Regions from separate parts of the Homo sapiens genome. Here regions 2, 3 and 4 are each linked to region 1. A link is a loop called in an ENCODE intact Hi-C map of the cell type or tissue named here. Cell type or tissue: gastrocnemius medialis. All regions are shown on one strand. Each heading gives the region's core, and the rest is flanking DNA. Links, peaks and the distances in the headings are about the cores only.

The links. A loop is a pair of places that touch in the nucleus more often than their neighbours do. Peaks named below come from ENCODE experiments on the same cell type or tissue, not always from the same donor. Only the 100,000 strongest peaks of a DNase experiment are listed, where the experiment ranks them.
Region 2: it touches region 1 in a loop (7-fold over the local background); 7 of 110 quality-filtered maps call a loop at or near these places.
Region 3: a loop joins it to region 1, with 10 times the contacts of the local background. A loop is called at or near these places in 6 of 110 quality-filtered maps.
Region 4: it touches region 1 in a loop (3-fold over the local background); 2 of 110 quality-filtered maps call a loop at or near these places.

What each region holds. Positions count from the first base shown.
Region 1 is chr5:178,328,421-178,335,799 of GRCh38, reverse strand. All of the region lies in intron 2 of COL23A1 (collagen type XXIII alpha 1 chain), which reads left to right. Among named protein-coding and RNA genes, the nearest start is that of PHYKPL, 99 kb to the right of the region's middle. RefSeq lists an enhancer at 3,930-4,536. In gastrocnemius medialis, for the core only: no CTCF peak of the experiment used is centred there; DNase peaks (open chromatin) are centred at 2,289, 4,009, 4,554, 4,859 and 1 weaker place; H3K27ac peaks cover 2,624 bases.
Region 2 is chr5:178,424,434-178,431,812 of GRCh38, reverse strand. All of the region lies in intron 2 of COL23A1 (collagen type XXIII alpha 1 chain), which reads left to right. Among named protein-coding and RNA genes, the nearest start is that of COL23A1, 160 kb to the left of the region's middle. In gastrocnemius medialis, for the core only: no CTCF peak of the experiment used is centred there; DNase peaks (open chromatin) are centred at 1,813, 2,682 and 3,232; H3K27ac peaks cover 3,010 bases.
Region 3 is chr5:178,392,954-178,399,523 of GRCh38, reverse strand. All of the region lies in intron 2 of COL23A1 (collagen type XXIII alpha 1 chain), which reads left to right. Among named protein-coding and RNA genes, the nearest start is that of PHYKPL, 160 kb to the right of the region's middle. In gastrocnemius medialis, for the core only: no CTCF peak of the experiment used is centred there; DNase peaks (open chromatin) are centred at 2,573 and 5,213; H3K27ac peaks cover 1,259 bases.
Region 4 is chr5:178,523,162-178,530,540 of GRCh38, reverse strand. All of the region lies in intron 2 of COL23A1 (collagen type XXIII alpha 1 chain), which reads left to right. Among named protein-coding and RNA genes, the nearest start is that of COL23A1, 64 kb to the left of the region's middle. RefSeq lists enhancers at 3,414-4,162, 4,539-5,738. In gastrocnemius medialis, for the core only: no CTCF peak of the experiment used is centred there; a DNase peak (open chromatin) is centred at 2,990; H3K27ac peaks cover 3,306 bases.

The DNA.
Region 1 (7,379 bases), core at 989-5,988:
AGTTCGCCACAGTGATCACTTTGCCAGTGATCACAGTGTCCTAGGTCTAGTTCCTAGACCTGGGAGCTTGCTGCGGATCTTCCTCCTTGAATTGTCCATCTATGCTGAAAGCAGGCAAGGCAGAAACTCCTTTTTGGTCTCTCCTCTTCATAGGGAGATACTGAAACTGCAGTCTCTATATGGCTGGAAGGACTGGCATATTCTAGCACAAGGGTCTCCAGATACACATGGACCAGGCCACCTGCCCTGGCTCAGTTTCAAGAAGGAATATCTGGTACATGCCCAGGCGCTGCATATTCAGCTCATGAAATAAGCAGGAAGTCATGTGATCTAAGCAGCTGACATCTTTTTGTCTTCCTTATTCCTTCTCCCGGCGCAGGGGGACCGCTCTTCCTATGGGACTGGATTAAAATTCAATTATGCCTCTTGAAATTCCTGGTTACCATGAGGTAACAGAAAGCCCTTCCATCACTTTAAATCACAGAACACACTTGTGATTTGTAAATTATGTTATCCACTCCAAAATTATTATGAACACATCATTTCTCTTCAAAGATCTGAGTGGCTAGAGGGTTTAAAATGTAGCATTCCTGTGAAATCCCACCTTTCATTTTTAATTAGGAAACATTGCTGCTGAACACGCCTCCTTGGTTGGCGCACCAGGGCAGGCCCTCCTCAACTTCCCGTTACTGTGTTTGGTCTGTGGCCCTGAGCCGCTCTGAGACTTCCCACTTACCAGGCTCCCCAGCCTCAGGGCTGCTCTTAGGGACGCCTGTGGTCTCCACCTATGGAGGAAACCCTTCGTGCCTTGAACAGAATGTCGGAACGTGCTCATCAGCCCCATCCAAGTCTGGGGTGTGGGGGAGGCACAGGCTATGTGGTCAGCTGCCTGGATCTGAGGATGTCACCTCATTACCCACTAAGTGTGTGACACTAAGAAAGCCACCTCTTTGGGCCCTGTCATCTTACCTGTAAAATTACTAATAATATTCCCACCTCCTAAGACTTGGCGGAAACGTGTGAGACAACATATGTGAAAATACCCAGACTACACCAGTCCCTTGGTTCGTGTCATCTAGTGGGGTTCGTGTCGCTGTCTTTAAGTGCAGATGGCAGGTAGGTGACAAGACCCATGTAGGTAATTTTCTTGGGAAGTGTCTCTCCCTTGAGATTTCCCATGTGTAAGGGAACACACAACTTGGGGAAATCAAACCATGGGTGCCGCTAGGTAACACTCCCAGCGGGAAGCCCTCACATGTGCAAGCAGTAATCACCGAGTTATGGTCCTCTTTGAAATGCTAATGTGGACTTGTTCCCATGAGCTTATTTCATTTGAGGAACCAGAGGCACGAAGAGGGTGGCCTGTGCCGGCCGGTGCCGCCCGGTGGCCCCCTTCCTGCCCACAAACGGAAATCATTTCTTTCGGCAAAAGGGCAGGATTGGCTTCAGGGGCATGGGCTCGATCCAGGCATGTGCTTTGGGCACGTCATGAGACTGATCTCAGAGAATTGTTGTGGGTCGTCTTGCTGATGTGGACACACCCAGCACTGCGCCGGGCACACAGTGGGAGTTTAATAAACGTGAGGTGAGGCTGCTTAGAGTCTGGGGAACTGAAACGCATCACAGCCGCACTCCAGAGAGCAGGAGGGAGGCAAGTCTGCAGTGGAGGGCAGAGAAGACCCAGGGTACCCTTAGCCCACAGCCTTGAGGACCCGGACATCCCCAGGGCATGGGGTGGAGGACAGGGAACTTGGCTGCAACCTCCCCAGCTACTCCCCTGTGGAGAAAGGGAAAACCTCTCTCCGAAGGTGCACAGGCATTTCCAAGATCTGGAAGGGGGACTGACCAGGGGCTCACGCACTGGACAGTGAGTCCAGCTGCCCCTTGGCTACCTCACGGGCCCTGTCCAGGTCTGGGGACCTCATATCACTGAGACAGGAAGAAGCAGGGTGGATCAGCCTTCCCCGTGCTGCGTTCTCTAAACTCACCCCAACACCCTGTTCTACCAGGATGGATGCTCTTGAGACCCCAGGAGCAGCCCACTTCCTCAGGGGGCCAGTCACAGGCCAGGCTTGTTCTGCAGATGGACGTCCTCCCAGGCCCGGCCTGGGGGCAGAGGCCCTGATGATCACCACCCAGGATGAGGAGCGCCAGGATGGAAGGGTGTGCAGGGGACTGTGGGCGCCTCAAGACTGAAGCCTCGGGTCCAGGAGGCAGGGGATGCCTTTCACAAAGGGCTTGATCACTGGGACCAGGCCGCACAGGCATGTTGCCAGGCAGAGGAGTGAGGACATGAAAGGGCGTGGCTGGGTGGGGAGGCAGCCTGGATAAGGGACAGAGATAAGAACTGTGGGTCCCTGCATGCAGGGATGGTGAGGGAGGACGCTGGATTCATGCCAGGGGCCCTAAGTGCCATCATCAAGAGCTGGAACTTAACCCTGCAGGCCATGGCCACAAAGGCAGCCACAGGCCAAACCCAGACTTGGAAGGTGCTGACCTTCCAGGGCTTTTTTGGCCTGCATGGTGTTTTTTAAAACATGAGTCGGCCGGGCGCGGTGGCTCACGCCTGTAATGCCAGCACTCTGGGAGGCCGAGGTGGGTGGATCACGAGGTCAGGAGTTCAAGCCCAGCCTGGCCAAGATGGTGAAACCCCGTCTCTATTAAAAATACAAAAATTAGCTGGGCACGGTGGCAGGCGCCTGTAGTCCCAGCTACTCTGGAGGCTGAGGCAAGAGAATCGCTTGAACTCGGAGGGTGGAGGTTACAGTGAGCCAAGATCGGGCCACTGCACTCCAGCCTGGGCAACAGAGTGAGACTCCGTCTCAAAAACAAACAAACAAAAAAAAACAAACCATGAGTCAAAAATGAAAAATAAGAGATATTTCACATCAAAATCCCGATGTCTGGCTTCTCTTGAAAAATGGAAAGATCTGGAAACGGTCAGTGTGAACTATCTAGGAGCCACTCCCTCTAGATAGGATATCCCGTCTCCAGGGCATCACAGTCCCCTACTCCTGGTGTCCCTCTGGCCTGGAAGTCGAGCGTCGATCACCATTTACCATGGGGCTTGCATGCTTTTTTTCTAATAAAGGTGACTTGGAACCACATCTCTGTTAAAATCAAACATAGACCAAGTGGGCTGCCTTGTGATTTTAGCTGAACGAGTCTGTTTCTTGTGTCTGTGTAACCTGTGTATCCCTGTAGGCAGCGGAGTTTGAAGCCCTGCCAGGGAGTCATGAAGGAGTTTCTCAGGATTTATAGTTGCAGACGGCAGAATCCACTGCAGCCAGTTTAAGCCAAAAGAAAAAAGGGTAGTGGGAGGTTATTCAGGGGTCCAGAGACCTCAAAGAACAGTGCCTCCAGGAATGGTTCCCAAGCTCTCCTGCCAGATCTGGAAGCTGCCTCCCAGCTGCTGGCTCAGGATCATGCTCTGTCCCCACCCAATTCTGCCGAGTCCGAATCTCACTGAGACACCTCTGATGGGTGGACCGTAAATCACACCTGCATCCTAGCAGCCAAGGCAGCAGGGAAATGTGCAGTGAGTGCTGGAAGGTGGGGCTTGCGCTGTGGAAAGCATCCAGGTGTGGAGAGGGTGACCAAAAGCTGCAGACGACCACTCCAAGCTCTGGAAAGGGAGGTAGCTTTGGTGTCTGGGGGTGTCACCAGCAGGGATCTAGCCACGCCACTCACTTTGCACCCTGGGGTAGTCCCGGAGCAGGACCTTCACACCGCCAGAAGGCTCCTGAGCACACAGTGCCAGGCCCAGCTCAGAGAGAAGGTCACCCCCAGTCTCCCAGCAGCCTCAGAGCCTGGGATGGTCCCTGGCTGGCTAGTCAGCCAGGCCTCCAGCAGCCTCCCGCAGCTGTGCCCACCCTCTAGCCAAGTGGCTTTGCTTGGCTTTTGCGTGCCTTCCTCCTGGCCTGGCCCTGCCGGCTGACTGCCCGGGCTGCCGGTCAGGACAGCTGTGTCACTATTTCGGAACTCTTTGTTCTCTTTGTGGAATTCAGAGGAAGCCTGTGCCAGCTAGGAGACTGGGCTCAGCTATTTCCCAGCAGCTGATAACAGCTGGGATTAAAAGATGAAAAACTCTGCACATGGCCCAGCCCTGCCTGTAACCCAGAAGCCAGGCGCATGTGTCTAAACTCAGGCGCCCTATGGTGTTTACTCCTGCCCCACCCTCCTGTCGGTGGCTGCCTCTGTCCTCAGAGCCTCGCCCTCCCTGCTCCGCACCCTGCCCCGAGGGCCGCGGATTCCTTGGGGACCATTTACAGGGCTCTGAGGCACCTGGCCGGGTGCCTGCTATGCAGGGCATCATATGAGCCTCACAACAATCCAGAAGACAAGTGCCATGTTATGCCCAGTTTACAGATGGGGAAACTGAGCCTCAGGGAGTGTAGGTGGCTTGCCCAGGGCCATGCAGCAGGTGACTGGAGAGCTGGGACCCACCCAGGTGTGTTTGGCCTCAAAGCCTCCACCTTCCATGACCTCACTTTCCTCTGATTTGTAGGCGCTGCAACTGCCTCTGCCAGATATACCCAGAAGGGTCATTTCTGCCTTCCAGGAGGTTCCTTTGACACAGAGCCACCCACAAGCCGCCCAAGCCAGTACCCCAGAAGGGAACATAGCATGACAGCGGAGGCAGTGCCTCTGCCAGCTTGCAACTTGGGGCCAGTCACTCCTTTTGTACTGGGCATTCGTGTTCTCATTTCACTTATTCAGCCAATACTTATGAAGCTCCTACTGTATGCCAGGCACTGGGAAATAAGAGAGACGAGGTTTATCCGGCTGAGAAGTCTGCATTCTAGCAGAATGGAAACATGCAATGAGCCAGGACAGGATGTGACAGAGTGAAGGCGGAGCTTGTTCAGTAGGACTGCCAGTGGGTGCCTCTTTGATGAAGTGACACTGAGCTGAGACCTGAGTGACAAGAAGTAGCCAGGCTGGGGAGTGGGCAGGGCTTCCCAGGCACAGAGCCCACCTGCCCTGAAAGAGGATTGTGCAGCTGGGGTGAAAGAGCAGAGAGGAGGTCCTAGTGGTTCACTGGGTAGAGGGACCTGAAATGAGAACAGAGACGTGTCAAGGGACAGATCAGACAGGGCCACACAGGCCAAGGTGAGGTGGCTGGATCTTTTTTTTTTTTTTTCTTGAGAGAGGGTCTCACTCTGTCACCCAGGCTGGAGGGCAGTGGTGCAATCTCGGCTCACTGCAACCTCAAACTCCTCAGCTCCAGCTATCCTTCTGCCTCAGCCTCCAAAGTAGCTGAGACTACAGGTGCACACCATATATGTACATATATAGTATTTTTTTGTAGAGACGAGGTCTCACCATGTTGCCCAAGTTGGTCTTGAGCTCCTGGCCTCAAGTCATCCTCCCGCCTCGGCCTGTGAACTACTGGGATTACAGGCATGGGCCACAGCGCTCAGCCATAGCTCGATCTGCACCCGTGTGCAGAGGGAGGCTTCAGACGGCTTGACCCAGTCAGGAGGGAGTAACACCACACAGGGTTGCTGTGAGGACTGAGCACCAAATAAACTGAAAGAGGTCAAAGCCGACAGAATACAGTGCGTGTGTGAGTTGAGCCTTCATAAATGGGCAGGAGACCCTAGGCCCTTCTTCTGCAGGGAGGGCAGCAGTCCCAGGGTCCCAGGGGCCCAGGCTTTTCAGGGGAAAAGCCTGCAGGGAGCATCTCTCCCCCCTGAATACTCTCCCTCCTGGGACCTTCCAGCCAGAGGACGCTACCCAGGCCTCCGCCGCCTGGATCTTTCAACTGATGGCGCCATAGTCACAGGGGATGAGGACACCAGGGAGCAGGCCACTGGTAGCTTCCATGTGAGCCTTTCTTTCTTCTTTTTTTTTTTTTTTTGAGACAGAATCTCACTGTGTCATCCACGCTGGAGTGCAGTGGCGCAATCTCGGCTCACTGCAACCTCCGCCTCCCGGGTTCAAGTAGTTCTCCTGCCTCAGCCTCCTGAGTAGCTGGGACTACAGACTCCTACCAGCACGCCTGGCTAATTTTTGTATTTTTAGTAGAGATGGGGTTTCTCTATGTTAGCCAGGCTGGTCTCGCACTCCTGACCTCATGATCCGCCTGCCTCGGCCTCCCGGTCCTGGGATTACAGGCGTGAGCCACTGGGCCCAGCCATGTGTGAGCCTTTCATCCTGCATCCAAGTGTGGGTGGACTGCGATGGCCCAGAGAGAATCTTGAGGGGACAGGTGTGACTCGGGGTCCCTAAGAGCCTGGTGGGTGCGGGGCGTTTTTGGACTTCCCTTGGCCCTACTTCTGGCTGAGAAAACAGTGGCCATTCCTGGTGGGGGTGGGTAGGCATGGGTGCTTTTTGGGGTCTGTGGACTATCTGCCTCCTGGCTGGCAGGGGGAGCCTGGGGCCTGGCTTGTGGAGAGTCTAGGGCTGGCTGACAGACTTGAGGCCCCACTCTCTTCATCTGGCTGGGATGCAGTGGGAACTGGGGCCCCGTCCAGTTGTCTGAGCAATGGAAGCCGACTCGGGTGAATTCGAAAGTCAGACAAAGCGGATTTCCATGTTGGCTGGGTCATCTGCAGAAGAAATCAGATACAGTAGTTTTCACCTGGGAATAAATTTGTTTCACGAAATTTGGAAATCAATTTGGCAGTGAACTTTCTAGCAGGCTATGGGGGACAGTGAGCAGAAAATCCAGCTGACACTTGAAACCTGAAATTGGCCACCTGGAGGGGGGCTTTCTGCCTGACAAAGGGGCTTTGAGCTGCCAGAGCTGACAGTGCTCGTTGGCTGGGGAGCCTGAGGTCTGATCCAGCACCCCCAAAGCTAGAGCCTCCCGGGGTTGGCTGTGTTCGTGCCCATTTCTGTATCGGCAGGTAGCCCTCATTGTCTGCTTCTCAGCATTCTTATTGTTGCTGGTGTTTCCTTTCCTGACCTCTCTGCCCTTCTGGAAGTAGTGAAAATGAATTTGTACATTCAGTCTCCACCCTTAACTACCAGGCTCCTCTTATTTTTCTAATAGACCCCTTGCGTTACCTCTATAACCGTCTAGAACTAACGTTGACGGGGGTTGGTTTAGGTTGTGTGTCGGCACCAAACAGTACATTGTCATCTTTTTTTTCGAGTAATTAGTTGAGCATGCACCCCCTTAAACGAAAGACTTCAGTAGAGGCTTGAACACAAAATGACTCCTTCCTTTCTGAAGCATAGTTTTGAGGGAAAGCCTTACTTTATACTCAGCCATAATGCTAACAGCTGCTCCCTAAGAAAGCCATGAATAGACCCATTTCACAGGTGGGAAAACTAAGGCCCAGAGCCGTTGAGTTACCCAAGTTCGTGGGAATAGCCTATGAAAGAGTCAGGATTTGTACCTGGGTCTCTCTTTACCAGGCTGCTCTGCG
Region 2 (7,379 bases), core at 916-5,915, 96 kb before region 1:
GTAGCAAATTATCACAAACTTGGTGGCTTAACACAACACAGATCTAGTCTCTTAATGTTCCTGAGGCCGGAAGTTTGCAATGAGTCTTTTGAAAGGCTGAAATCAAGATGGTGGCAGGGCAGCTTCCTTCTGGAGGCTCCAGGGGAGAATCCGTTCTTTGCCTCTTCAGCTCCTGGCCGCTGCCAGCGTTCCTTGGCTTGTGGCTGCATCACTCCAGTCTCTGCTCCATGGCCACATCGCCTACTTCTCTTCTGTATCTGATCTTCCACTTTGACATTTGTGATTACGTCTGGGGCCAAACTAATCTAGAATAGTCTCCCCGTCTCGATATCCGGAACTTCATCACATCTGCAGTTTCTGTTCCCACAGAAGGAACCATTCGCGGGTTCTGGGGATTAGGGAAGGGCTATCTGTGGGGAGCCACTATTCTGTCAACCGTAGTGTCTTTGGGAACTTCACCATGGCAGCTGTGTCCCAGAACAGTCTGTGTGTGAAGAGGTGTCTGCCCCCAGAACGAGCTTTCCAAAACCAGCTCTGACCAGGACACACCCTGCGTGTGACAGGAGGGCAGTTCCTGAGTTTTGCAACCCCAAGCCCAGCTCCCCACTGGCAGCCTGGGCCCACTGGCCTTCCTGGGATCCTTCTCATGCCTCTGTCACTGTCATTCAGCATCCTCAGCCCACCCACTTGCCATCCCATAAGCTGGCGGTGCTCCCTCTATGTCTTTGCTCACACCGCACTTACTGCCTGGGGCTCTGGTCTCCCTCCCCTGCCTGGAGAACTCTGCTCCTCCTTCCTAGCCCGTCTCCCTCTGGCATCTCTTCCTCCACCATCTCCCTGCCCTGTGCTCCTGCAGCAGGCCGCTCATGTCTTTACGTCTGTATGAACTCACCCAGGGCATCACGTGAGGGCTGTGGGATGCTGCCTGACTCCCAGGTAGGGACTCACCTACCTCTGTACCCACCATACCTAGCAACCACAAGGCACCACCTATGCATGGCTGGGAGAGAATATCACAGACCCAGATCCCAGGGTCTGGGACACAGCACTCAGAAAATGTGACTAGTGTTGAATCAAGCAAATGGATTATTTTGTTCTCATTTTATCAGAATGCTCTATTTCCCAAGTTGCCATTGAAAGAAACCATCCAACTTTGTTAGTTTCCTTTCTCAGTCTCCTACCTGGACATCAGGCAGGAGCCCAGTATTCTCTGCACGCTCACACTCTGTGCTCACTCTGCTGCGCACGTCACACGTGGACATACATGGATCTTTCCCACGGAGGTGAGAGCCAGGGTATTGGCAGCCCCTAGGAAGAGAGAAGCTCGCCTCTCACGAGCACAGAACTACTCTTCTTTCCTTGTCTTCCCACGTCCCATTGTGTCCTTTCCAGGGGACTATGAGCCCCAGGATGGAATTGTGCAACTGGTGCCATTGATGTCCTTAGGAAATCGGAACCCGTTTCTGGAATTCTTGACAGTGAGTGGCAGAATTCCAGTGGGCAGAGACCCAGGAACCTGGGGCCCCAGTGAAGTCACCTGTGTGTCTTTGTTAATTGCTTGCATGGGAGAAATTCCTTATGGGGTGTGATCGTTCTCGGGAGACAGGAAATGAATGTCCAATCAAGATAATGCAGCATATTCTGGATTAAGGTCTCGAAGTGACAGTTCCACCCAGAAGTTTCTGGTGCTCTTAAAAGTTCAGCATGACAGGCTGAGGCACGTGGGTCTTTCCAGGTGCACCTCAGGGGACAGAGTACCTGGCTGACCTCCCTGGCTGAACATACTTCCTGGGGACAGGTTGTGAAAGCTGACTCCAGAGCCTGCCTGGACAAGGAACATGAAAGGGCGACCCTGCACAGGGAAAGGCACGGTCAGTGGGGACAGAACTGTAGCAGAGTTCTAGCCATGCCTGGGGAGTGGTGCAGAGGGAGGTGGGGTTAGAGCCAGGCCATAGGTCAGGGAAAGGAAGTAGGGCCACACTGTAGACCCTCTAAGCAGAGGCTCAGACACTTGGACGGTAGCCAGTAGGCCATGGGGAGCCATAGAGGGTGGTGCAGGGAGGGACACAGTCAGGGCCATGTGCTCAGATCCCTCTGGCGTCAATGTGGAAAATGAGCTGGGGGAGGCAGTAGGGAGTGTGCAGTGTCCAGGCGAGAGTGCGTGCAGCCTCACCAGGAAGACCAGGAAGCGGCACTCAATGAATCTACATTTTACGCATGAAAAGAAGGGAGTGAGGGGAGCCAAAATTCTGCATTCATCTCCCACTCACTAAATCTACAGTTTACACAAGCTAAAGTAAGCATGCGACACTGCAGCTATCTGTTTGGGAAGAAAAGGAAGGCAGTTTTTGCCTGACTCAGTTTCTGAGCTTAACTTTCGCTTTGGCATGGTGAGTTTGAGGTCCTGGCATTTTGTTTTTCTTTCACACCGTGAGGCTCAGGCCGGGGAAGCAGGGCAACTTTCTCTAGAGGAAGGCAGAGGAGGGGCCCTTCGCTCGTGGGGTGTGGAGGGGAGGCCTGTGGTGTGGTGTGGGGTGCTGGGCTTGAGGTAGACGGGCCTGGTGGCGCCCCAGCTCTGCCCTGTGACCTTGGATGAGTCCCGGCCTTTCCCGAGGCGCATGCCCCATCCACTGCAGGATGAGGTAATACCCACCTCCCCAGGCTGTGAGGAGCTGTAAAGGCGCTGAAATGCCCTGGTGCCTGGCATGGGGCCCAACATACCTAAGTATTTGCCTGGCCCTCCCCGCACCTGGTTTACAGAGCAGTCGCGTGCCCCAGCCAATCACGAGCAGAAAAGAAGGTACACCCGCACCCCGGGTGCTGGGCCTGGGCAGCACTGGGGTGTGGTAGGGTCTCAGGACACTCACGGAGGGCCTGCCTGTCTGTGTGCGGGTAGGGAGCTGGCTTGGAAACAATAGGGAGGCAAAGGCAGCCCTGCCCCCACCCCCACGAGGCACCACTCCAGGGGCAGAGTTGCTTGCAGACCCTGCTTGCACAGCCCCCATCTGGGCAGATGAGCAGTTAAAATCCTAACACTGAGCCCAGTTCAGGAACAAAATGAGGCCCTGAAATGAATGATCACAGGCCAAGAGAGTGACAATGTCCTGGAGAAGCAGAAAACATCCTGTCCCCAGCCCAGCCCCAGCACACAATCCGGGCGCTGACATAATGAGGTCAGGAGAAGAGGCTGCCATCCTGGCTCGGGGGCTAAAAAGGCCTGGGCCGGGCAGGGGCTGCCAGCCAGGAGGAGCATCCAAGAGGCCCCGCTGGGCACCCTGCCGCGGCTCCTGGACACAGAGCACAGGCCCAGCTGGCAGTCACTCCGGACACTCACTCAGTCCTTGTCACAAGGAGTTCCGAGCAGCAGAATGAGGAAGGGGCCCTGGAAGCTGCCCCTGGTTCCCTGTTATCTTGGTAGGTTTTGATCCAGGAAGGCTCCTCCTCGTGCAAAGAGCTGGCTCCATGGTCCTGCAGGTTCTAGAGGGGATGGCCAGCCTCGGGGACTGCCCAGGGCACCTTCTTGGCTGGAGAGATGGCATCTTGGGAAGCCAGAGACCCTTCTCCCAGGAAATGCCTCGGGGAGCCCACAGCAGAAGGCTTGGTCACCTAAGGGGACACGATTGCTCAGGACTTTGGATTCCTCGTTCTCTTTTCCCTGTGATATCTGAGCCAGTGAGCATAGATGTGGGCTTTTGATGATACCCTCATTGCTGGAAAGGCTGGACTGGAGGAGAGGGCTTGGACCAGAGCCAAATTGGCTTCCTAATACTCCTTCCTCCCTGGATCAGGGATCAACATCCCCCACCAGAGGGTACATTCCTTAGAATTAATAAACCAATGACATGCCATCACCCAAACTCCACAGTTAACATTAGGGGACCACTCCTGGTGCTGGACAGTCTGTGGGTTTGGATAAATACACAATGACATGTATCCACCATTATAGTATCATACAGAATAGTTTCACTGTCCCCCAAATCCCCCGTGCTCCAACTATTCATCCCTCCCTCCCCCAGCCCCTGGCAACGAGTGATCTTTTCACCATCTCCATAGTTTTGCCTTTCCCAGAATGTCATCTAGCTGGAATCACAGCATGTGGCCTTTTCAGATAGCTTCTTTCTCCTAATAATATGCATTTAAGCTTCCTCCATGTCTGTTCCTGGCTTGAGAGCTCATTTCTTGTCAGCATTGAATAATAGAATATTATTCAGTGCTAAATATTATGTAGCTAAATAATATCCCAAACTGTGGCTGTACCACAACTTACCTACCCACTCACCTACTGAAAGACATCTTGGCTGCTTGCAGGTTTGGAAATTATGTATAAAGCTGCTATAATCATCTGTGTTCAGGCTTTTGTATGGACATACGTTTTCAGCTTCTTTGTGTAAATACCAAGGAGCAAGATAGCTGGAGCATATGGCAAGAGTATGTTTAGTTTTGTAAGAAACTGCTAAGCTGTATTCCAAAGGGCCTGTACCCTTCTGCATTCCCACCAGCAATGGACGAGGCTTCCCAATACTCCACATCCCTGCCAGCATCTGGTGGTTCAGTGTGCTGGATTTTGGCCATACTCATAGGTATGTAGTGGTATCTCATCATCATTATTATTATTTTTTGAGACACAGTTTTGCTCTTGTCGCCCAGGCTGGAGTGCAATGGTGTGATCACTGCAACCTCTGCCTCCCAGGTTCAAGCAATTCTCCTGCCTCAGCCTCCCCAGTTCCTGGGATTACAGGTGCCCACCACCATGCCTGGCTAATTTTTTTGGTATTTTTAGTAGAGACGGGGTTTCACCATAATGGCCAGGCTGGTCTCGCACTCCTAACCTCAAGTGATCCACCTGCCTCGGCCTCCCAAAATGCTAGGATGACAGGCGTGAGCCACCACACTGGCCTCATCGTTATTTTGGATCTGCACTTCCCTGATGGCATATGATGGGCAGCGTCTCTCGTATGCTTATTTGCCATCATCTATGTTCTTTGATGAGGAATCTGTGAAGGCCTTTGGCCCATTTTTAACGGGGCTGTTCGCGTTCTTATTGTTGAGTTTTAAGAGTTCTTTGTATACTTTGGATAACAGTCCTTTATCAGATGTGCCTTTTGCAAATATTTTCTCTCTCTCTGCGGCTTGTCTCACAGTCCGGTCTTCAAATGGCTGCTTCGGATCCCGCAGCAGTAGGGAAGTTGGTGGGGTGGCAGGCTGCAGGGGGTGGTGTGCGGCATCCACCACTTCTGGCGGCTCATCTACAGGGATGGACCACAGCCAGAGCAGGATCTGCGCCCGGATGGCAGCACAGAGCGCGATCGCAGGTGGAAGCTGGTCTGTGTCCGGCAGTGGGACATGCGTGGGAGTGTGCACGAAAACAGGGTGGCCCAGGCATTCCCAATGGGGCAGCCACTAGACATGGTAAACACAGAGGTGAAGAAGCAACACAGAAAAACGTGGGTCATCTAATGAGGAAGGGGAGAATGCAAGACGAAAAGCGATGAGCTGAAGTTGAGACTAAGAGGGCATTTGCACAAGGCTGTAGACTAGGTAGGAATCCACAAAGATACGGAGAATTCTCTTGGGTTGATGGGCTTGAGGGTGGGTTTTTCTCTTTTTCATTTTTCAAACAGTGGATAATGGTCTTATAGATCTTTGTTTATGAAATAATTATTTGTATACAAAATGCCTGATGTCTAACATCTCTGCTGCCTTTCCTGACCACACTAAACGGAGACTTCTACAAAGACACTGAAGGAAGCGGCAGGAATGTGAGCCCCTTTGGTTGCCCCCCCTGCTGTGGAGAGAATAGAGGAGGGAGTTCCCACCTCAGAGGTGAACTCAGGACCCCACCGTGGCACCTTTTCTGGGTGTGTGTTCACCGGAGCACAAGTCCATCGGGAGCGGCTGGCCCCCAGCCCTCTGAGCCCCATGGGCAGGCAGTAGCAGAAGATGCCTCTGCCACGGCACTCTCAAGACACAAATTCATCAGGCTCTCCTGGTTAGTCAATATCAAAGCATCTTTCCAAGTAAAAGCCGAGAGCAGATAGCAAGACAGTCATTGGAGGCAGATGCTGGTGCACTGCAGCCATCTTTGAAGCTGCAGATGGCCGGCCTGCCATTCACCGCGGCTTCTCCCAGCCCCTCCAGTTGCCGGCAGACCCAAACTCTGCATTCATTGAGTACCACTGAATGCCAGACGTGTGTTGGCCGGTTGCACCACTGATATCTCGTTTGATTTCCATACATCTCAAAACTGCCCTGTGGTGTCAATGTTCAGATCCACCTTTTTGCGGATGAGGAAACTGAAACAGAGGTGAGCGCGGGAAACAGCCACCATTGGCTTTATTTTATTTTTATTTATTTATTTATTTATTTATTTATTTATTTATTTATTTATTTTGAGATGGAGTCTTGCTCTGTTGCCCAGGCTGGAGTGCAGTGGCGCGATCTCGGCTCACTGCAACCTCCACCTCCTGGGTTCAAGCGATTCTCCTGCCTCAGCCTCCCGAGTAGCTGGGAGTACAGTCATAAGTTACCATGCCCGGCTAATTTTGTATTTTTAGTAGAGACCGGGTTTCCCCATGTTGGTCAGGCTGGTCTCGAACTCCTGACCTCAGGTGATCTGCCTGCCTCAGCCTCCCAAAGTGCTGGGATTACAGGCATGAGCCACCAAACCGGCCGCAACCCTTTACCCTTTGCTTTGGATTTTACAGGCTGCTTTGCGTTTTTCTCCGCTGGCCAGGCATGCGTTGTCTCCATCTTACAGAGGAAGAAATTCTATGCCCCAAGGCATGTCAGTGGTCGGTGGAGAGAGGCTGAAGCCTCCAGAACTGGATGGCAGCCTGGGCGCTCGCTTCCCTGACAGTCCATCTCCTGAGGAGGAGGCGAGGCCAGGACCCCTCTTGGGTTTTCTCCAATGAGCGGGGTGCCCTAGATCACTTACTGAACCCCCTCTGTGTGGTATTTTTACACCCATGATAACACTGAATCCTCCAGAAGGCCTGGGGGAGTTGGGAGGAGAGATTATCATCTGCATTTTATGGATTCAGTGTCTGTAACTCAGAGGATAAATAACTTGCCAGGGCGGCCCAGCTAGTGCTGTCAGACCCTGAGCCATAACTGTGACAGCTCAGGTTTAATTGGGGGATTTTTACTTCAAGGAAGAAAGTCTAGGACCATTAGTCCTGACCTGCAGAACCGCGAATGACTACAACTGCCCTTATATTCCAGTTCTGAGCGTTGCCGGTGTGTCTTGTCCTGGCCCTAGCACTGCCTCCCTCTTTGTTCAGCTCCAGAGAAGAGCATGAAGTGTTCTCTCTCCAACTGATGTGCACATTTTACTGTCTGTCCGGGGGCAGCAGCAGAGCAGAGGACATGACTGGGCCCTG
Region 3 (6,570 bases), core at 236-5,235, 64 kb before region 1:
CCTTCCATGTTCCCAGCAATCGGCTCAACAAGGTGGCCCAGTCACAAACAAGAGAGACTGGCTTCAACAAAAAGGAGAAGGTGCTGGCTCCCAAAATGTAAAAGTGTTGGACTGGGCTAGCTTCAGCCATGGCTGGATCCAGCAGCTAGTGAGTGCTGGCAGGATCCTCCGTCTCTGTCTATCTTTACTTTTCCTCCCTCTCCCTCCCAGGGGCCCTCCCTTTGACTCCTGACTCTCTCTCTTCTCTGTGCTGGCTGCTCACAGCTGCAGCTCCCCAGCACGTGAGGGAGGGAGGGGCAGCAGAAGGCAGGTCCTGGGGCTGCTGACCTCCTGCTCAGAAACACCACACTCCATGTCAGTGATTTTCCTTTGTGAGGAGCCATCTGATCAGGATGTATTTCGATGCCAGCATCCGTGTGCATGACCTTGGACCAGGTGCCCCTTCCAGCCCCAGCAACTGAAGCCCACAAGCCCAGGGCCCTCTGCCCGTGCACAGGGACCCTGCAAGGGCACTGCTGTACGCTGGAGCTGAGCAGTCATCCCGGAGTGACGCAGAATGCAGTCTCTCCACCCGTGTGTTTACCAGCGCCTGGTGGGGCAGCTCGTCAGTGCCAGGCTGTCTGGGTGCTGGGATGCAAAGAAGAAAACGCTAAGACCTGCCCTGAGCACTCACAGCCTAACGAGAGACATGTTGTTAGCACAAGACGTGCCTAGGGGATCCCTTTCCTATGAGAACAACGGGTCCCTGAAAGAGGCCTTTTAATTTCATAATAAATAGTGAACAAAGGTTTCCTTGGGACTAAATCTTGAAAATAGAAACCGAAAATTGTAAAAATGAATTAATTTTACATTTAACAATATTTAAGCTATAACTCTGGGAGAAGTATTTTTGGTGGGGGAACAGAGTCTCATTCCGTCTCCCAGGCTGGAGTGCAGTGGCTCAATCTCAGCTCACTGCAGCCTCCACCTCCCAGGTTCAAGCAATCCTCCCACCTTAGCCTCCCAAGTAGCTGGGACTATAGGCACGTGCCACCACGCCCAGCTAATTTTTGTATTTTTAGTAGAGATGGGTTTTTGCCATGTTGCCCAGGCTGGTCTTGAACTCCTGACCCAATGTGATCCGCCTGCGTCGGCCTCTCAAAGTGCTGGGATTACAGGCGTGAGCCACCATGCCCAGCTGAGAATTTTTTTAAATAAAAAAAAGAATAATTTTTTCTCTTTGGAGTTATTTTACAAATAAACGTGTGAAAGCACATGAAGACTGTTCACATCTGAACGCCACAGCATGTTGATAAAGGGAGTTATTCGTGCACAAATATTCAAAGGCTCTGTCACTTTTCCTATATGGCTTTCCTGATCTTTTTTACCCAAGTTGCTCTCTTTTGACATGGCCAACATGCCCTTATTATCCTCTTTGGTTAACTGGGTTCACTCTGCCAAGACCCAGCCCCATTTGTTGATGTCTCGGCATCAGACCCAGGCAGTGTTACAGCATCACTCACATCAACTTCATGAAATTCTGCAACTTTTTTTTTTTTGACATGAAGTCTCACTCTGTCACCAGGCTGGAGTGCAGTGGTGTGATCTCTGCTCACTGCAGCCTCTGCCTCCAAGGTTCAGGCTGTTCTCCTGCCTCAGCCTCCTGAGTAGCTGGAACTACAGGCACGTGTCACCACACCCAGCTAAGTTTTGTATTTTTAGTAGAGACGGGGTTTCACCATGTTGGCCAGGATGGTCTCAATCTCTTGACCTCGTGATCTGCTCTCCTCAGCCTCCCAAAGTGCTGGGATTACAGGCATGAGCCACTGCACCCAGCCGAAATTCTGCAACTTTTTACAACATCTGTGGCTTCACTTGCAGTGGATTCGCATCACATTATTACAGGCACAGATAACCTCCTCAAACAGCAGGTGCATTTATGGCATGTAACGGTTATCCAGGCGCTGTCTAACCAAGACAGCGGCATGAGTGGGGGCGGATGCCCGTGAACAGGCAGGTGTGTCTGGGGGCACTGATGTTAGAAGGGGCAGTATAGTTGTGAGTTCTGTGTCCTGATGACTTTGGCTTCTTCGTTAAGCCTCAGTTACTGAATCCTCGCTGTACTTTTAAGTTTTCTCCCCCGAAACATATGTCTGATCCGTTGCAGCTGTGGGTCCTTAAATCCTTGCCCCGCCTCACTCCTGCGAGAGGCCTGCCGGAGCGCCCCCTCCTTGCGTCTTGCTAACGCAGCATCCCTGCCGTTTTCTTTTGCTTTGTCTCCCCCTCAGCTCTGCCCCCGGTGTATCCGAAGTGCTGAGTGGATGTTGGTGGCGGCAGGAAGGAGTGAATTAATGACCAGGCCAGCCTGACTCCAAGGTGGTACTGAGTAGGTCCTGCCAGCCCAGCCATGCTGCCACTGAGGCCCAGCACAGCCCTTCCTGGAGGCTGGGTGCACAGCCAGGCTTGGAGCAAGCCGAGTCCCAGAAAGCCTCTGCGAGTCCTTCCTGACACGCAGAGGGGACTGCTGATGGTCTGACTCCCATCTGCTACACATGGGGACAGGTGGCCCCTCAGTGCCAGATCTTTGACGTTTGTTCACTGGACACCAGGGAAGCCCCAGATGCTCAGCTGTTCTGCTCTTTGAAGTCCACGCCAAACAGTCCTGGGCAGGAGCCCAGAGCGCCTGCCCGCCGGGGAGAGACTCTCGGAGGACAGCCGGGGCCGGAACCAAGCCTGGACGTTTGGAGCTGAGAGCCGAATGCCCAGAGCGCCTGCCCGCCGGGGAGAGACTCTCGGAGGACAGCCGGGGCCGGAACCAAGCCTGGACGTTTGGAGCTGAGAGCCGAATGCCCAGAGCGCCTGCCCGCCGGGGAGAGACTCTCGGAGGACGGCCGGGGCCGGAACCAAGCCTGGACGTTTGGAGCTGAGAGCCGAATGCCCAGAGCGCCTGCCCGCCGGGGAGAGACTCTCGGAGGACGGCCGGGGCCGGAACCAAGCCTGGACGTTTGGAGCTGAGAGCCGAATGCCCAGAGCGCCTGCCCGCCGGGGAGAGACTCTCGGAGGACGGCCGGGGCCGGAACCAAGCCTGGACGTTTGGAGCTGAGAGCCGAATGCCCAGAGCGCCTGCCCGCCGGGGAGAGACTCTCGGAGGACGGCCGGGGCCGGAACCAAGCCTGGACGTTTGGAGCTGAGAGCCGAATGCCCAGAGCGCCTGCCCGCCGGGGAGAGACTCTCGGAGGACAGCCGGGGCCGGAACCAAGCCTGGACGTTTGGAGCTGAGAGCCGAATGCCCAGAGCGCCTGCCCGCCGGGGAGAGACTCTCGGAGGACAGCCGGGGCCGGAACCAAGCCTGGACGTTTGGAGCTGAGAGCCGAATGCCCAGAGCGCCTGCCCGCCGGGGAGAGACTCTCGGAGGACAGCCGGGGCCGGAACCAAGCCTGGACGTTTGGAGCTGAGAGCCGAATGCCCAGAGCGCCTGCCCGCCGGGGAGAGACTCTCGGAGGACAGCCGGGGCCGGAACCAAGCCTGGACGTTTGGAGCTGAGAGCCGAATGCCCAGAGCGCCTGCCCGCCAGGGAGAGACTCTCGGAGGACAGCCGGGGCCGGAACCAAGCCTGGACGTTTGGAGCTGAGAGCCGAATGCCCAGAGCGCCTGCCCGCCGGGGAGAGACTCTCGGAGGACAGCCGGGGCCGGAACCAAGCCTGGACGTTTGGAGCTGAGAGCCGAATGCCCAGAGCGCCTGCCCGCCGGGGAGAGACTCTCGGAGGACAGCCGGGGCCGGAACCAAGCCTGGACGTTTGGAGCTGAGAGCCGAATGCCCAGAGCGCCTGCCCGCCGGGGAGAGACTCTCGGAGGACAGCCGGGGCCGGAACCAAGCCTGGACGTTTGGAGCTGAGAGCCGAATGCCCAGAGCGCCTGCCCGCCGGGGAGAGACTCTCGGAGGACAGCCGGGGCCGGAACCAAGCCTGGACGTTTGGAGCTGAGAGCCGAATGCCCAGAGCGCCTGCCCGCCGGGGAGAGACTCTCGGAGGACAGCCGGGGCCGGAACCAAGCCTGGACGTTTGGAGCTGAGAGCCGAATGCCCAGAGCGCCTGCCCGCCGGGGAGAGACTCTCGGAGGACAGCCGGGGCCGGAACCAAGCCTGGACGTTTGGAGCTGAGAGCCGAATGCCCAGAGCGCCTGCCCGCCGGGGAGAGACTCTCGGAGGACAGCCGGGGCCGGAACCAAGCCTGGACGTTTGGAGCTGAGAGCCGAATGCCCAGAGCGCCTGCCCGCCGGGGAGAGACTCTCGGAGGACGGCCGGGGCCGGAACCAAGCCTGGACGTTTGGAGCTGAGAGCCGAATGCCCAGAGCGCCTGCCCGCCGGGGAGAGACTCTCGGAGGACGGCCGGGGCCGGAACCAAGCCTGGACGTTTGGAGCTGAGAGCCGAATGCCCAGAGCGCCTGCCCGCCGGGGAGAGACTCTCGGAGGACGGCCGGGGCCGGAACCAAGCCTGGACGTTTGGAGCTGAGAGCCGAATGCCCAGAGCGCCTGCCCGCCGGGGAGAGACTCTCGGAGGACGGCCGGGGCCGGAACCAAGCCTGGACGTTTGGAGCTGAGAGCCGAATGCCCAGAGCGCCTGCCCGCCGGGGAGAGACTCTCGGAGGACAGCCGGGGCCGGAACCAAGCCTGGACGTTTGGAGCTGAGAGCCGAATGCTGCTTAGCATGACTAATTAGCTCAACTAATTCCCCTCAGCCCTTGCCCGAGACCCAGGGCCTTGTAATTCTAGCCCTGCTATGTCCCACTTGTGACCCTGGGGAGGCATACCATCTCTCTGGGCCTCAGTTTCCCCATGTGTAGCAGATGGGAGTCAGACCATCAGCAGTCCCCTCTGCGTGTCAGGGTGGACTCAGGAACCAGGAGGCTGAACTTGCAGCCAAATGCTAGCTAAGGATGATTTTCAGTTTACCCAAAGATGTGAACCTTCAGGCCACACAGTTTAGCTGTGAACACCATGTTGAGGCCGGAACATCGTGGCTTTTGAAATGAGTTAATTTCTTGGAGCAGGAAAAGTACCCCGTGCTGTCAATACAGTTGTCTTCCTTGGAGATCTTCAGGGAGTGAGCTGAGAGAGGGCTGGTGGGGCTGCCTCTGCATTCCTGGGGTGGGGCTGCAGGCCCTATGCAGCCTAGCAGGTGTTCTCCAGCTGGGAGTGGCTCCGAGTTGAGGGCTCAGGGTTGACTCACCCAGTGTGTGGCAGGCACTGTTCTGTGCCAGCCTCTGGGCTGACTGAGCATCAGGGCATGGGTTAAACCTGTACCGGACCTGCCCTCAGGAGGCTCCAGGCCTGCAGGGCAGGACAGGTGCAGATAGTGACTGTATGCTCTGCCTGTGCTGGAGCCCTGGGCCTCCTCCTTGCCTGTCCTGCCTCTGCTTCCTCCCTGAAGCTTCCCTTCCTCCTGCCCTCCCAGGTCTTTCGCTCCAGGTTTGATAGTCTGTGGCCACACTGAGCACCTGCTTCCTTGGGACCAAGGGGTTATGTCCCATCCTTCTGTCAGGGCACCTGGTGGGCAGGGTTGGGGTGGGTCCTCCCCACTCCTTGGCACCCTTGGAAAATCAGTTGAAAAGAGGGAAGAAGCCAGGCTTGGTAGCTCACACCTATAATCCCAGCACTTTGGGAGGCCAAAGCAGGTGGATTACTTGAGGTTAGGAGTTTGAAACCAGCCTGGACAACATGGTGAAACCCCATCTGTACAAAAATTAGCCAGGCGTGGTGGTGCACACCTGTAGTCCCAGTTACTTGGGAGGCTGAGGCAGAAAAATCGCTTGAGCCCGGGAGGTGGAGGTTGCAGTGAGCAGAGATTGCGCCTGGGTGACACAGCAAGACCCTGTCTGGAAAAAAAAAAAAAAGGAAAAGAGGGAAGAGAGTCTTGATTGATGATTTTTATCAATTTCCTTCCACATGCATTGGGAGCTGGTCTCACATGATCTGAATGGTGCCAGGGAAATTTTTTTATTGTAGTAAAACATACATAACATAAAATGTACCATCTTAACCATTTTTAAGTGTACAGTTCAGTGGCATTAAGTATATTCACGTTGTTGTGCAACCATCATCAGAACTGTTTACATCTTGCAGAACGAAAACTCTGCACCCATTAAGCCATAACTCCCCATTCCTCCTCCCCACAGCCCTGGCACCCACCATTTACTTCCCATCTTTATGACTTGGAGTACCCTGGCTTGGCTCATCCAGCATTTGTCCTTCCGTGACTTCTTCTTTGTGGCTTCTTTCATTTAGCGTAACATCCTCAAGGTCCATCCGTGCTGTCGCATGTGTCAGAATTTCCTTCCTTTTTAAGGCTGAAAACTATTCCATTTAAGGCTAATGCTCCCTGCCAGGGCCATCTCTCGAGCCAGATGTTTTATATGCATGCAACAAATCGTTTACTTCGGCAACAATGCACGGTTGGGAGTTCGAAGGCCTGAGCTTGAGCTGCTTTTCTGCCAGGCACCCGCTGTGGGTCCTTGGGCTCTTGTCCTGCCTGAGTCTCTCTGCAAAATGCAGATGGCTGAGCAGGTGGTTTTGAGCACCCAGTGAGGGAGGGC
Region 4 (7,379 bases), core at 1,076-6,075, 190 kb before region 1:
ACTTTCTCTTCATTAGAAGCAAGTGATTCTGTCTGGCTCATATTCAAAGGGGACAGAAGTTAGACTCTGCCTTTTTTTTTGAAACAGGTCTTTCTCTGTCACCCAGACTTGAGTGCAGTGGCATCAACTTGGATCACTGCAGTCTCCACTTTCCAGGGTCAAGTGATCCTCCCACCTCAGCCTCCTGGGTAGCTGGGACTACAGGCACGCACCACTGCACCCGGCTAATCTTTTTTATTTTTAGCAGAGACGGAGTCTTGCCATATTGCTCAGGCTGGCCTTGAACTCCTGAGCTCAAATGATCCTTCCACCTCAGCTTCCCAAAGTGCTGGGATTATAGGTTGAGCCACCACACCTGGCCCACACTCTGCCTTTTGATGGGAAGAATCTCAAAAGATGTGTGGACCTGCTTAAAACCGCTGTGCATCTGTAGGTTTCAAATTCAGTGTTCCTATTCCTTCACGCTGATTTTCACTATTCCAGAATTCAACAGAGGCTAGACTTCTCAGGGCAAGACCGTAGAAAAACTGTTATGGAACAGGCTTTATCAGATAGGCCTGACTGCTAGAGCGGGATCTTCCTTCGTCTTAAAAGTAAACAATACCTGGTTGATTTTGAGAGATGCTACCTTACAAAACAAGACTTTGAGAGTCATTATACAGCAGTGTTTGAAAGGTACACTATGATCACAGTTCATCCACACGCTTCTACTGGCCCTTTCTTGTGTGCCTGGCACCATGCTGGACACGAGGAGTTTAAATCAGGCCTGAGGTCTGGCCCCACTCACGGGAGATGTGTAGTTTCGCTGGGGAGACAGAGGCCTGGGAGCGCTTCTGCCTGTGAAGTCAGCGGTGCCTGCTTTCAGTCTATGCCCCTCGTGTCCACTCTGGGCTTGGCACAGAGGGACCGTCTGTCCCTCTATTGGTCAGTGACAGAAACTTAACTCTGAGTGGCATGACAAAATAAAGCAAAAAAATGAATTTTGTTTGTTTGATTTTGGTTTATGTAACTAGAAAGGCCACGGGTAGATTTCTCACTTCAGGCATCACTGGGTGCCAGGACTGAAGGGAGATTCCTCCCTGCACCTCAGTGTTACACAGTTGCACTTGGGGCCCCAAGAAACCAGGCGTCTGATGGTCACGCCACGTGCAGTTCCCTCCCACACTGACTCTGGGCTTCACGCCACGTGCAGTTCCCTCCCACACTGACTCTGGGCTTCACTGTGATTTGTCTGGGCCAACTGGACACTAGCAAGTGTGATACAAGTAGAGGCTGGAGGAGCCGCTTGCTCATTATGGTTGTCCTCTTGCAACACATCCTCACGGAATCCAGCCACCCAGACGTAAAGAAGCCCAGGGCTAGACTGTCGGCTGAAGAGACGCCACATGGAGAGAGTCCTTGGACGACAAGGCCATATCAGACATTCCAGACATCTTAGATAACTCCCTAAGGAGAACAGCCGCGAGGGACCTCAGCCGTAGCTCTGCGGAGCAGAACCGCCCAGCCCTGCGAGGCCATAGAATCCTGAGAAACAATACATTGATGCTTTAGGCCACTGAATTTTGGGTCATGTTGTTTTGAGGTGATAGGTAACTGATACACCGTCTCTAAGCAGTGGCAAGACAGCTGCCAAGAACTCTGGGATCAGAAATCCCAGTGGACACAAAACACCTCTTCCCTTCATTTCGGGAGAAGTGCAAGCATTGAGGGATGGACTCACTTGTTTTATTGAGATGGAGTTTCACTCTTGTTGCCCAGGCTGGAGTGCAATGGCGCGATCTCAGCGCGTCGGAACCTCCGCCTCCTGGGTTCAGGCAATTCTCCTGCCTCAACCTCCCGAGTATCTGGGATTACAGGCACGTGCCACTATGCCCTGCTAATTTTGTATTTTTAGTAGAGATGGGGTTTCTCCATGTTGGTCAGGCTGGTCTCAAACTCTGACCTTGTGACCCACCCGCCTCGGCCTCCCAAAGTGCTGGGATTACAGGCGTGAGCCACTGCGCCCGGCCTTGACTCACATTTAATGAGTGCAAGTCACTTGCTCATCTTGGAACTCATCACTGTGGCCAGGGAGTGAAGACCAGCCCAGAGATGTGTGCCCATCCCTGAAGCGAGTGGGGAGTGGGGTCAGTCCCACTGAAACCTGTGACCTGGGATGAGGGAAGGCAGGGAGAAAAATGAGGCTGTCATTAGCAGAAAAGGGGGCAGCGGAGACAGCAGAAACCACCACAGGTCTCCCCTGTAGGGAGTGTGTGAGATGGTGAAAGGGTGAATGAGTGATCGTGAGTGGGCTTAGGTGAGGAAGAGCTTTAATGAGGGCTAATATTTAAGCCAGGACTTGTCACAGGTGAGGGGCAAGGGTTTCCAGGAGGTGAGCAAGCTGAGGGGTAGAACAGGTGGCAGGAGGCCAGAGGCGGGGACTGGGGCAGTCCCAGTGCCCAGGGAGCAGGAACCGCATCTGAGGTGCACAGATGTCACAGCCAAAAGCCCCGGTATTTGCCAAAATGCCAAATGTGTTCTAGGCCTTCCCCTTGAATGTGAAATTCGGTTTTATTTTAAGAAAAGTGTCCAGGTGTTTCTGATTCATGTACACTTAAGTCATCCTTTTGTGTGTGTGAATGTGGGGAGCTATTTCATGCCAAGAAATCCTGGAAAGGTTTTATCTTGGCATTTTCCATTTCGGGCTGTATCTGAGGAACAAGACGCTGCATTTGCCTGGGGCCAAGCCCATCAGGCTTCCGCCAGGTTTCCAGTATCCAGGCTGCAGGGAGCCTGGCAGGGGCGTGGGCAGGGGCGTCTGAGTGGCAGCTTGTAGTGGAAGGCAGTGGGGTCCCCGGGAGCACACACAGCATGCACTCAGGGCTGACTGAGGTTGTGCCCCACTGGGGATGTGCAGTTGTCTCCAGGTCTTGGCAGAGGCCACCCCTCCCCTGGCCCCTCGTTGGTAACCGAGTCATGAGGACAGTTTGTACGTGGTGCTGTGCCCAGGCAAGCTTGGGACACACCATCCACCCGGGCCAGCCGCTTCCTGGAAATAGAACCTGAGCAGGAGACGTTCTCTTAGAAGGCTGCGGGGTGCCTGGAGGCCCCTTGGAGCTGGCAGAGCCCCAGGGAAGAGAGATGAGGGGGTCAACCGCTGATCTCAGGACAGACAGATGGAAAAGGCCAAGGCTCTTCACATAGAAAGTCAGGAGGCTGCAGGGACGGTGTGGAAACATCTAGACCCCGGCTCCTTCACCCCAGCACAGAAGGGAGAGCTCTCAGGGCGAGGGTGAGTGTCAGTCAGCTCAGACCAGCCCCAGGTCCAGCACTTTTGCTGCCAGCATGCCTGGTGCTGTCCCCCACTCTCCTCACCGAGGGCCCCCCGCCTTGCTGCCTCCCTGAGCCCTGCTTGTCCACACCCATCTGGGCTCCACTTCTGGGGTCCAACTTCCCCCTTTTTTGACTTGGATTTGACCCCCTTCAACACCAAGTGCCCTGCAAGATGTGGCTTGGCTTCCGGACTCAGCTTCCCCCTCCCCGTCCTGGCTGTAATTGGCCTGGGCCCTCTCCTGCCTACCACGGCACCCTGGGGTGCTAGGACAAAGGAGGCCGTCTTTTTGGAAGGCAGCGGTTTGAATGAGTAAGGATAGGAACAGTTTCATACGGCAGTTAATGGAATAAACAGGAGTGCAGGAGCGTGCGATGGACTCATTCTTTCACCCTTACAGCTGCCATTTATGGAGCCCCATGTCTGGATAGCAGAGGAGTGAGGCTGAGGGAACACTGGGGGCTGTAGTCTGAGTTTGAATCCACATTCGGGGCTCAGGTCCTTTGTGGCTTGCCTGAACCCCCTCTATCCTTGGCCCAGCAGTGGAAACACCCCATTGTAGACTCGCTAGCCCCTCTCTTCCCCCAAGAAGCTCCACGGCAGCATCAGACTCTTTTTATTGCAGATGACAGAAACATGACTCAAACTGGCTTCAGCCAGTTCAAAGAGAATTTACTGGGCTCTGGAGTTTACTGGTTTCAGGAGCCGCAGATGCCCTCCTGGTGGGCTTGCTCGCCTCTGGGTTCTGCAGTCCTGTGTGTTGGCCTCATTCTCAGGCAAACACTTCCCCACCAGGCCCATGTCCTTCTCGCTCAGCATGCCAGCAGAGTCCCATAGAGGACGTTCCCTGGTCCAGCCACAGCTACATGTCCCGTGAGCCTGTCACTGTAACTGAGAGGGTGTGGGGCTTTGCTTGGCCCCCCAGGTCAGGGGATAGAGTCAGCTCCCTGCAAACCCACATGGGCTGATCCAGGCAAAGGGGCAGTTCCCGGGGCAGCCAGAAGGGTACTACTGGAAGTATGGGAAGGATTTTGGAAAGGCAAAACCCACAGGAGTCGACCCCAGGGCCTACTCTCTCCCACATGCCTTTCCTGCTCATTCCCTGGCCCTCTGCCCTCTCTCCTTCAGGAAGCCCTCTTGGGTTACTGCAGCCCTTGTGCTTTCTTCCTTCCCAGCACTCCGAGGACACTCGCCTCCGCTGGGCCTGCCTGTGCAGTGCTGACTACCTCAAGCTGTTACCATCTTCAAGTTTGTATGAGTTTGCTTTCCCTCTAGAGGTATATGGAGGTCTTGAGGTCAGGCCTGTGTTCCTAAGGCAGCTGATGAGGTGTAAAGAGTTTTGGGCTCTTCTCCAGTGCTTCTGGCCTAGGCCGTGCTTTGCCTGTGGATACATTTTACCTGATCTTCATTTTTCATGTTAATGAAGTTTTTCCTATGAGCCTTGGACACATTATCTTTTTCCATTTTGCACTGAGTGTTTTAGATAAAGCCTTCGGGTCCTGGGGTCTGCGCGCTGTGTCGCCATTTCTTACCAGCCATGTGAGCTTAGCCTTCGGGTCCTGGGGTCTGCGCGCTGTGTCGCCATTTCTTACCAGCCATGTGAGCTTAGCCTTCGGGTCCCGGGGTCTGCGCGCTGTGTCGCCATTTCTTACCAGCCATGTGAGCTTAGCCTTCGGGTCCCGGGGTCTGCGCGCTGTGTCGCCATTTCTTACCAGCCATGTGAGCTTAGCCTTCGGGTCCCGGGGTCTGCGCGCTGTGTCGCCATTTCTTACCAGCCATGTGAGCTTAGCCTTCGGGTCCTGGGGTCTGCGCGCTGTGTCGCCATTTCTTACCAGCCATGTGAGCTTAGCCTTCGGGTCCCGGGGTCTGCGCGCTGTGTCGCCATTTCTTACCAGCCATGTGAGCTTAGCCTTCGGGTCCTGGGGTCTGCGCGCTGTGTCGCCATTTCTTACCAGCCATGTGAGCTTAGCCTTCGGGTCCTGGGGTCTGCGCGCTGTGTCGCCATTTCTTACCAGCCATGTGAGCTTAGCCTTCGGGTCCCGGGGTCTGCGCGCTGTGTCGCCATTTCTTACCAGCCATGTGAGCTTAGCCTTCGGGTCCTGGGGTCTGCGCGCTGTGTCGCCATTTCTTACCAGCCATGTGAGCTTAGCCTTCGGGTCCTGGGGTCTGCGCGCTGTGTCGCCATTTCTTACCAGCCATGTGAGCTTAGCCGAGTTATTTAACCTCTTGTTGCCCTAGTTTCTTTCTTCATCTTAAAATGAAAACACGTAGCATAAAGAGTTACGCAGTTTAGGTGGGTGGTGCGTGTGTAAATGGAGTCCCGCAGAGTGCTGGGCTCCCAGACAGCTGTTGAATGAATGAATGACTGCATTGCTGCGTGAGTGAGTGAGCGAGTGTGTGAGTGAGTGAGTGATCTGTGGGTCTGTTGTGGAGCCACATGGCCTGTTAGGGCTCTAGACAGGGGCCCTTATGAAAAAAGAAGGCCCTGCTTCAGGGGCATAGGAGGCGTCAGGCAGGCAGCAGGGCAAGAGCCAGCCCTGCCTCGGGTCAGCGTGGCCTGGAAGTTGGCCAGGTCTGCAGGAGAATGGGCAGGTGTGGCCAGGTGGTCCATGGGGGAGGAGGCTGGTACAGGCCAGAGCTGGTCAGGTCAATGCCCGACCATTTCCAGGACCTTTGCCTGTGCTGAGCATGGGTTATTTTTTTCTGGATACATCCATCCCCCATCCTTTCTGTGACAGTTCCCTGATTTCCCTTTGGGTAAAGCCCCTACCCCATTCCCAAGCTATGTATCTTGGGATGGGCTGACCCCACCACCAGGCTCTGCTGATACCCATGTGACCCAGTTATTCTCATAAGAGACAGATTCTAGGATTTTCCTGGAACTTCTGAACTAGAGAGGGTCTCTTTCCACTGGGGAGAGCGGGCAGGATGTGGTCTGGAGCTGCGGGGGGCCACAGTGTGAAGAGGGCTCCCCTGGGAATGAAGCCAACATGGAGGAAACAGAGCTGACAGATGGGGAAGGAGAGAGCCCTGGTGATGTTATTGGAGTGCCTGGATCCAGCCAGACCTGAATCTTCCTGGATTTTTCAGTCAAGAGGGGCAGTACGTTCTCTTTGTTATTTAAGCTAGCGTGACCCAGGTTCTGACCCTTGGAGATAAAGGTCCTGGCTGATACACCAGAGACCCTCCCGTATGACACAGAACCAGTGTCCCCGCAGACGCTCATTCCTGTGGAGGTTTGTATTTTTGAAGTCCTTGTCAGAGATCATGAAAAGGAAGGGTCGTAGATAGGAGAGGTCTCAGGAAATAGTGGTTGCAGTGAGTGACAGCCGTGTTCAGAGCCCAGGTAGTGTAACTTGCCTCTCCCCGTGTAACAGCTCAGGTTGTGTTGTGGCTGCGTCCCAGCAGTGATTCTTGGGAGAACAAGGATGTCAGAATCTGGAATGTGCGTTGCCTGCATTGAGCAGAGTCTCCTTCCAATTGTTCATCATTCCGGGTTTCAATGAATTTTTTTCAGAGTGTGCAGGTTTACATATGCTGTTCGGTTGGTGATGGAAACACTTACGGCCACTGATAAAGCAATAAATGAAAGGAAATGACAGGAAAGCACCATCCTCGAGCTTCCATGGACACAGAGATGAAGATTTCCATCTGTGGCTAGACAGGCGCAGAGCTTTGGAGGTGCTCCTGGCCCGTCGGTTCCCAGTGACGTGTCTTCAACTCCAGGCCGTGTAGATTGCTCAGAACTTGTGCACATCATAGAGGTTTCTCTTTCTTTTTCTTTTTTTTTTTTTTTTTTTTTTGAGACAGAGTTTCGTTCTTGTTGCCCAGGCTGGAGTGCAGTGGAGCAGTCTCAGCTCACTGCAACCTCCTCCTCCCAGGTTCAAGCGATTCTCGTGCTTCAGCCTCCCAAATAGCTAGGATTACGGGCGCGCACCACCACACCTAGCGCTCTCTCTCTCTCTCTCTCTCTGTCTCTCTCTCTCTCTCTGTCTCTCCCTCTGTCTCTCTCTCTCTCTCTCTCTCTCTATATATATATATATATATATGTGTATATATATATATATGT